3 separate regions of the Homo sapiens genome follow, and all the other regions are linked to region 3. A link is a contact called in ENCODE Hi-C or POLR2A ChIA-PET data. All regions are on one chromosome and are shown on one strand. Each heading gives the region's core, a stretch centred on a gene start or an enhancer-like site at or near the end of the contact. The rest is flanking DNA. Distances are from core to core; before and after follow the strand shown.

What was found. Hi-C counts contacts between places; a loop is a spot of excess contacts on that map. ChIA-PET counts read pairs that join two places held with the same protein, here RNA polymerase II (POLR2A). Pooled maps may share reads with other maps.
Region 1: a loop to region 3 is called in a pooled map, with 2.1 times the contacts of the local background. The contact joins two enhancer-like sites. A Hi-C loop is called at or near these places in 2 of 168 maps with a recorded cell type or tissue (PC-9 and gastrocnemius medialis) and 4 of 50 pooled maps. POLR2A ChIA-PET finds 5 or more read pairs at or near these places in 4 of 52 experiments (MCF 10A, PC-3, PC-9 and 1 more).
Region 2: a loop to region 3 is called in a map of PC-9, with 11 times the contacts of the local background. The contact joins two enhancer-like sites. A Hi-C loop is called at or near these places in 1 of 168 maps with a recorded cell type or tissue (PC-9) and 2 of 50 pooled maps. POLR2A ChIA-PET finds 5 or more read pairs at or near these places in 2 of 52 experiments (H1 and endothelial cell of umbilical vein).

Annotation. Positions count from the first base shown.
Region 1 is chr1:115,455,484-115,458,183 of GRCh38, reverse strand. No RefSeq gene overlaps it. Among named protein-coding and RNA genes, the nearest start is that of NGF, 120 kb to the right of the region's middle. Within about 2 kb of position 1,313, at least 6 of the 41 ENCODE cell types and tissues checked have a DNase peak (open chromatin) inside an H3K27ac peak, as active enhancers do; they include PC-3, where a contact is called at or near this core.
Region 2 is chr1:115,544,762-115,547,461 of GRCh38, reverse strand. No RefSeq gene overlaps it. Among named protein-coding and RNA genes, the nearest start is that of VANGL1, 96 kb to the left of the region's middle. RefSeq lists an enhancer at 769-1,656. Within about 2 kb of position 1,266, at least 16 of the 41 ENCODE cell types and tissues checked have a DNase peak (open chromatin) inside an H3K27ac peak, as active enhancers do; they include PC-9, where a contact is called at or near this core.
Region 3 is chr1:115,188,933-115,191,632 of GRCh38, reverse strand. No RefSeq gene overlaps it. Among named protein-coding and RNA genes, the nearest start is that of LINC01765, 91 kb to the right of the region's middle. Within about 2 kb of position 1,417, at least 7 of the 41 ENCODE cell types and tissues checked have a DNase peak (open chromatin) inside an H3K27ac peak, as active enhancers do; they include PC-3 and PC-9, where a contact is called at or near this core.

The DNA.
Region 1 (2,700 bases), core at 64-2,563, 270 kb before region 3:
GACCAGGAGTCCAATCTCTGGCCTGGGACAGAGAGCAAGGAGGGGATGCAGCTAGGGTAGGCACCAATGAGCTCAGGGGGCTGAGAAAGGTGACTTTGGAACACCTATTCATAAGCCCATCCTGTGCTTCTCTTCTGTTTCTTTTTGTTCATACCCCTCTCCCAATCTTTTTTTTTTTTTTTTTTCTGACACAGGGTCTTTCTCTGTTGCCCAGGCTGCAGTACAGTGGTGTAACCATGGCTCACTGCCAGCCTGGACCTCTTGGGTTCAAGTGATCCTCCTGCCTCAGCCTTCTGTGTAACTGGGACTACAGGCATGTGTAACCACGCCTGGCTAATTTTTAAATTTTTTGTAGAGAGGGGGTCTCAGGGCCTTGCTATGCTGCCAGGCTGGTCTTGAACTTCTGGGCTCAAGCAATTCTGCCTCAGCCTCCCGAAGTGCTGGAATTACAAATGTAAGCCATTGCACCAGGCCCTTCTTTTTCCTTGACATCTATGATGCTCAAGGCTGAGTGCTGTTTAGCCAGCAGGACCATTTTAGCTTAGGTTGTTAGCCCCTCCTTCAACATGGCTTTGAGTTATAATGTTTACCAGTGTTATCTTAAATACATTTTATATTAAATTGCTTTCTTTTAGAGAACAAACAGGGTATCACTTAGAAATAACAAACACTAAAGAATTTGCTAGTTGCCCAGCTCTCCCCCCTTCTTGGCTCACTGCCCAGCTCCTCTCTTGAGCCTATGAATTACGCTCCCCACTGACGGTGAGTTCCTCAGGGAAGGTGGAGGCCATGTTCACTCATCTCTGTGTCTCAGAGTGCTTGAAACAGTGTCTTGCATATGGCAGGGCCTCAGAAAATGCTTGTTAAATATATAAAAGCAAATGAATAATAGCTTGTTGTAACAGAAATCCAGAAAGCGGAGCTAAGTCCAATGTGCCTTCACCCACCTGTAATCCAAATCCATTCTCTGATAACAATGGCTGTGAACCCCCTCTTAAGCTATATGGAGAGTCAGTGAAGAACATAAACGATCTAGGTTACCTACATCACCTCCCCTTCCCCTCTCTTGGTGGAATTTCTTCCCTTCCTTCTTAGGGTTAACAAGGCTAATTTGGAAGATACATTCCATGCAAGACTCAATAAGTTATTTATAATTTCCACAGTAAAACAGGGCAAGTAGCTCTAAGTAGACAATAACCCCAGCCAGTCGTGGCAAGAGATGAGTGAAATGAGGCCTGGTTTGAATGTGTGTGTGTTGAGGGGCGGGAGGGTTGGCTCTGAGCCCTGCTCCTCAGTGTCCTGGCTCACTGTGGGAAAGAGGCATGTAGGCACAGTCCAGAGTTAATGACAGTCCGCTCAGTGGCCCTTCCCACCCCCTTGTCCTGCCCTGGGCTTTTGATTATGATCTGCAGTTGGATTTCAACTGGAACAAACCCCTAGCATGAGCAGCCTAAAGCCTTTCACCCATGTCTAAGCCGCTCGCATTTCTCCCATCTGATCCTCACGTTTGCTTTGTGTGCCTGGTATGGCATTAATGTCTGAGGGATGAGTCGTCACAGGGACTCACTCCTCTTTAAAAATGGAACTTGGAGTAATTCGAACAAGAGGTATGGGGTAATAAATGCCTGTGCTGGGCCAAGCATTGGGGCTTGGCACTGGGTATGCCGAGATGAGTTAGTCCACCCCCTGCCCTGCGTGTGTCCATGGCCAACTCACACGCTGTGACCGAGTGACAAATGCTGATGTGGGTGGAGAGGCTTCCCTGAGGAGGTGGCATAGGGCAGCATTCTGAAGGTTGTTGTGGATTCTGCCCAGAGGAGCAGGAAAGGAGGACCCTGTAGGGAAGGTGCATGTCGAGATTGGCGAGGTATAAGCAGTTTTCCAGGAAATGGTGACCTACTGAGGACTACTGTTCAGCCAGAGACGCCCGGTAGTGACCCATCCACTGGCACTGCTGCTCAGCATGGTCTGGGGCCTGATTATACCAGAATCCTCTGGAGTGCTTGTTAGAAAAGTAGATTCTAGGTGTTGAGACCCTCTGCCACAGGCTTACACCTATTCCCAGCCTCATCCCTGCTTGGCCAGGGACTAAGTGACATACTGGGGCTGTGGACCTGAGAAATGCCATTGGCTGTACAGAGCAGGACTCATTGTCATCACGTCCTCCCCAAACTGCATGAGTAAAACTCAAAGGAAATGTATATCACGGTCACAAGTGCTCAGGACGTGACTCTGGGACTGTTGCCTTAGCCCACTGGTCTTGGCACAGTGAGAAACTGAAGTCCTCTCAATCAGCCTGATGATCTGAAAGTTTGTGATTAGCAAGGTACAGATCAGTTATTCCCAGCCTCCTTCTTGGGAAATTTGACAAGTTAATCTAGAATATCTAGATCTGTGCTGTCTAACATGGCAGCCACTAGTTTACATGAGGCTATTTAAATAGAACATTGTCGTCATCACAGAAAGTTCTACTGAATAGTGCTCAAGAGAAAATAAATTCTATGCTTAAAAGTGTGACTCAGGAATTTGACATTGGTTCTCCTGTGTGTGCTGAAGAGATGGGACAAATGTCAGCCCCAAACGACAAAGCTCAAGGTTTGTGTGTCAAATACCTAGACAGCCAGTCCATCTGGTTAGTCAGTTTGGTGGAGGAAAAGAAATTAAACTGGTTAGTAAACATCGTCTGTAGCAGTGATGACA
Region 2 (2,700 bases), core at 17-2,516, 360 kb before region 3:
AGGGCCAAGGCAGATGGCAATGCCCCAGCCAGCTTAGTGTCCTGAGGCACTAAGGGGAGTGATGGCCCCAATGTTCCTTTGGGAAATCTGCAAAAATGTAATTCTGATCTTTCAGTCTCAGAACCAGCACATGAGTTGGGAGGGCAGGGTGGGAATGGAGGGTGAAAGATGAGGGGGAGAGGGAGCAGGGCCTCAGCTTACTCATCCACTCACTCTTCATTCATTCATTCATTCATTCAGTACAATGTGAAGGTGTGTATTCTGGAGTCAGGCACAACTTCATTAAGATCTAAGGCCTACAGCTTGAGAGCTCTATGAACTTGGGCAAGTTACTTAGTCTGTTTAGACCTCAGTTTCCTCCTGTGATAAAAGGAAGTCCCTGACTCATAGAAGTATAATGAGGACTAAAATTCACCGCCTAGTAACATAATAACACCACTGGGTCTGGCAGGTAATGGGTGACCAACCAACATATGCTACAATTGTTGCTGTGTCTTTCAATAACCAGGTGACCAGCTCTGTGCTAGTTGCTCAGTGCATGAAGACGGTGGACTTGGAGACACAATTTTACCCTCCACTTGTGGAATGACACCTTGCCAAACTTTTTTTCCAGGCCTATATTTTTCTTCCCTTCTATTTTTCTTCCCACTTTCCCATATACAGAAAAGTTCATGAATGAAACAGAGAAAAGAAGACCTATGGTCAGAGAAGAGATGAGAAAATAGAAAACTTCTAGCATTCTATTTGTACCTGGCACACAGTAGGCACTTGATGATTGAATAAATAATGTGCTCCCAGGGACCAAATTTTCAGGAGAATGAACACTTTTACCTAATTTTCTTGGTGTTTTCATTAAAATGAAGTCACTCATTTGGAATTCAGGGGTTGTAGACTGATGGCTAATGGATCAGTTCTGGCCTAGCAACATGTTTTGTTTGATCTGCAAAGTATTTTAAAAATGGGAAAATGTCACATAAAAACCCATGTTTCTGGCTTCTACTGGAAAATGAGAAAATCTGGCAACCCTGGGCCTGCATTCCCCCACAGGAATGGTCAGAGGGATTGAGGGAAAGGCTGCCCGCATTCCATGGGACTTTCCCTCCCTATGGCCTTGGGCACCACTGCCCTCTAGTGTATTACAGCCTCCTGTGGCTAGGGCACTTCCTCCTGCGTATGTATTCCAAGCAAGGCAGTTTCACTGGGTTGTTTTGGTCATCTTGTGAGGGATCGCAGGTGAGGAATGTGGAGCAGGGAGGCCTCCTGGCACAGCCCTTTCTCAGCCCCACACTCACTCCCAGCCCTGTGCTCCTTCCCGGGGGCCTCTCTGCTTGGGCTTTGAGCCTGGATGACTGACTGAGATTTCACTTTCCATCCAGATATGTTGGCCCCATGTCAACACCGCTGACACCACCCTTCCTTTATGATTACTCCCCTTCTGGGCAACAAGAAAATGATTGAATGACAATTATTGTGGCATCTGATACAGGGGTAATTTCCCTCTGGTTAGCAAACCACATGATGGAACATAACTGCAGATTCTTCGCATACCTTCACCATGACTGAGAGTGATCCCACAGCCACGGCTTTACTGATTCTGAGATCAGAGCATTCAAAGCGAAGACAGAGGGTGCATCACCCTCCCGTAGTGCTGTGGCCTTCAAGCTTGCCCTGTCTTTTTGTTATCAATGATCAGTAGTACACTTTTATTTATTTTTTTCTTAAATGAACTCCAAAGAGACCTGATGAAACTAGAGCTTACCTTGGTCCTATATCCTCGGATCCCAGGAGGCCCAGAGAGCCCAGAGAGCCCAGATGGAAAAACAGTTGCCTCGTCTCTTTTACAAAAGGGGGCCTGAAGAGGGAACGAGACTTCTCCAGGCTCACGGAGGGAGTGAGGGGCACGGGGCACTCAGAGCGGTCTCATTCCAGGTCTGACGCCTTTCGCCTGTGCCTGCTGTCCTGAGTGATAGTCCCAGAGTAGCACCAACAGCCGGACCTCTGGCCTGTGGCTCCTGTGGAGCAGATACAGGCTTCACTTTGCAACATTTGAGCCAGGTCCCTGTTTGGCTGAGTGACAGCACTTTGGCAACCATCACTCTGAATTTCTGGTTTCTGGGTCTGTCAAGCCTGCTTTCTGCTGTCTCCACGGGGCAAGCAGCCTCCTCAATGGCTCCCGGGGATCCTGCCGCCTTTGCATTCCCCTCCAACACTGTCCCAGGGTTGGTCTGTGTCCTCACACGGCAGAGAGAGGAAACAAGCTCTCTTGGGGAGATATTACTTCCACTCAAGCGGGCTGTGCCCTCATGACTTCATCTTATCCTAATCACCTCCCAGAGACCCTGCCTCCTGCTATCGTCACATTAAGGGGCAGGGTTTCAAAATGTGAATTTGGGGGGACACAAGCATTCAGACCATAACAGGCATCCTTAGGAAAAATTCGAAATACAAGCAAAAATTTAAATGTTTGTCTTCCTACAGCTAAAATATGATTCTGAGGACATTAAGGGAAAGTTGGAATTAATCTGTGTTGTTTACAAACATCAGAATTAACCAAACCATTGTGTGTATAAAATACCTGCCTCCCACCACACATACACATAACGTTTATCAGGGGTTTTTTTTTTTTTTTCCTTTTTAAAGAGCTGCATATGGAACCAAAGATAATTTGTTAAAATTGAGATACAATTCATATATCAGAAA
Region 3 (2,700 bases), core at 168-2,667:
ATACCAAGTAAAAGGCCAAGAAAAAGAACTGGAGGCCTTTAAGCAATTGAGGCAAGAGGTCAGAGGTCCTTGGTCAGTTCCTTGGGAAATGAATTTCATATGAGATTCAGGAGAGGAAGGAAAATTGTTGAAAATGTTTAAAGCTAACAGTTTGTGCACTCAAATGGTGTCAAACCACAAGACCCTGGAGCCCTAACACATTAATGAAAGCCTCAGCCCCAAACTCATTTACACAGAAATTAATTACTGTTCCAGCCAGACTCACAGAAGCAAGGGGTAGCAGGGAAGCCATGTGCTTTTCAAAAGTGAAGGACTTAGAGACTGCTGGAGGATTGTGGTTTTTCCAGGAATGGGATGGATTGAAATAGATTTGTGAAAAAGAAAGAAAGAAAAGAAAACATTTTCAACCCTCCTTCATAGCTCCCACATACCAACCAAACATGCAAAGAAATGAAGGAAGGATGCCTCTTCTGCCACCAGGAGACCTTTTCCCTCCTTAAGGTGCAAGCTCTCGCAGTATATACACTTTCTGCACCCTTGGTCCCCAGCCCTTCTCATCAAGACCACAGCATATGGGCTACACTTCAGAATTAGACTTGGGGAGTGTTTACTTGCTACACTTGTGAGGTGGAGACTGGAGCCACATGGAAGGCACATGCAGGAAATGCGCTGTAATAATCTTATGTTTATAATTCTGGGAGAAGGATGGCAGAGTCAAGGATGGGATTGATCAGGTTCCAAACCTATTTCCTGGAGTCAGATTTAAAAGAGAGATGTTAAGGGCAAAATCTCTAATGGCATGGGTACGTTGCAACAAGCAGCAAGTTTATTTCTATCAGTGTTTGTACAGATTTTTTAAATCTGTTGCTTTTTTCTCACATGTACCAGCCCATCCCTGCCAAAGCTTACAGAACTCTGAAAACTGCCTCTTGTAATATATTCTTATGAAGTTCAGAAAACTGACTTTCTAAGGGTTCACTTAGAGGACAACAGCCCCCTTTTGCTGTAATGCTGCTATGGCTTTTTGTTGTTGTTGAGATTGTAAGCATTGCCATCTGAAAATCTTGTATATTTTCATGGATGTTAACCATTTCTCCAATCATAGTCCAGTTTCTAAATTCCTCTCTGAAATAAACCAAAGCTTAGAATGGATCTGTTCCCATTCCCCAGCAGACCCATCCAAGGAGACGTTTTCAGGCCTGAGCTGGCTGCTCCCCTAGAGTTGCCTCTGAATCACTGTTCCTCCTTGTCTCCGTCAATTAGGATGTGAGGTTTTATAGCTCTTGCTGGGAAGTAGATTTCCTAGGCTCCCTAGCATAGCATTTAAATTTAGTTACATGACTCAGATAGGAAAGCCATGAGGGAATGCAGAAAGGCAGGTGAGCTGGAAAACTAACTGTAAGGATGACTAAGGGTAATTCCTACCCTCTGTATGGCACTGTACAGATTATAAAATGATTCTGCACACAGTATCTCATTCGACTTCAAGCACTCAATGATGTCGGAATTTAACTTTTTTAGAATGAGGAAGTTGAGGCTTAGTTTGCAGACACATCTCACTTAAGGTCACACATACAATTCATGGTGGAGCCAAGAATTGGTGAAGTTCTTCAGGTAACACATCCCTGCCCGCTCTGTCCATGACTCATTACTTTTAGACAGCAGCAAGTTATTCCAGACACCAGAGATGTTTTCATTTAAGTTACTTAGTCAAACCTTGAATATGTAAGGCATATATAATCACAAATTAACATGCCTCTTTTACCTAACACATTTCTTTTTAAAAATTTTTAAATTTTATTTCTAAATTTTGATTGATTATTTATTACTTATTTATTTATTTATTTATTTTGAGACTGGATTATGAGACTGGCAAATTTTTGTATTTTTGGTAGAGACCAGGTTTCACCATGTTGCCAAGGCTGGTCTTGAACTCCTGGGCTCAAGCGATCCACCTCAGCCTCCCAAAATGTTGAGATTACAGGTGTGAGCCACTGTGCCCGGCCTGCCTCACATATTTCTAAGCCCTTTCCTTCATGCCCTTTTGATGGTGCTTAAGTGAAAGAATTTCAATGTTCACCTCAAATGAATATAATGAGAGGAAAATGTAAAACTTCAACCAAATATTTATTGAAGGCCTACTACGTAAGAAAAAACTTGATACCTACTCTCCAGAAGTTTATATTGTTTGAAGAGAAAAGGTATAGATTGTTGAGAGTTAGATAGCAACACAAGGTAACAAAACAAGATCTGTCTGTTGTCAAAGCCATGAGACGCATACTGGGCTGGAGGAAACCATGAGAATCTGTGGAGAATTAAAAACATGGGCAAGCCCTGGGCAGTGACTCCCAAGCTTCCCTGAAGATAAGAGTCACCAGGAGCACTTAAAGGTATGGATTCCCCGAGTTTGATCCAGGCCTCTAGAATTTCCAGGAAAAAAGCCTGGTAAACCGTGTATTTAACCTCTGCCCCCGCTGACTCTTATCTCAGGAAGGGCTAGGAAGCAGGGGGCACCATGAGTCTGCTCCAGAGGCTGAGACATTTCAGCTGTTAGAGGGGGAGGGGAGAGGAAGAAAAATGTGGTGGGAGAGATCAAGAGAGGTGCAACTAAACTAAGACAAATCCCAAAAGATTTAATCCCAAAATAAGAGCAGGGCCATCAAGACTTCAGCAGGCTGCAGGACAGATAGAGGGAGGAAA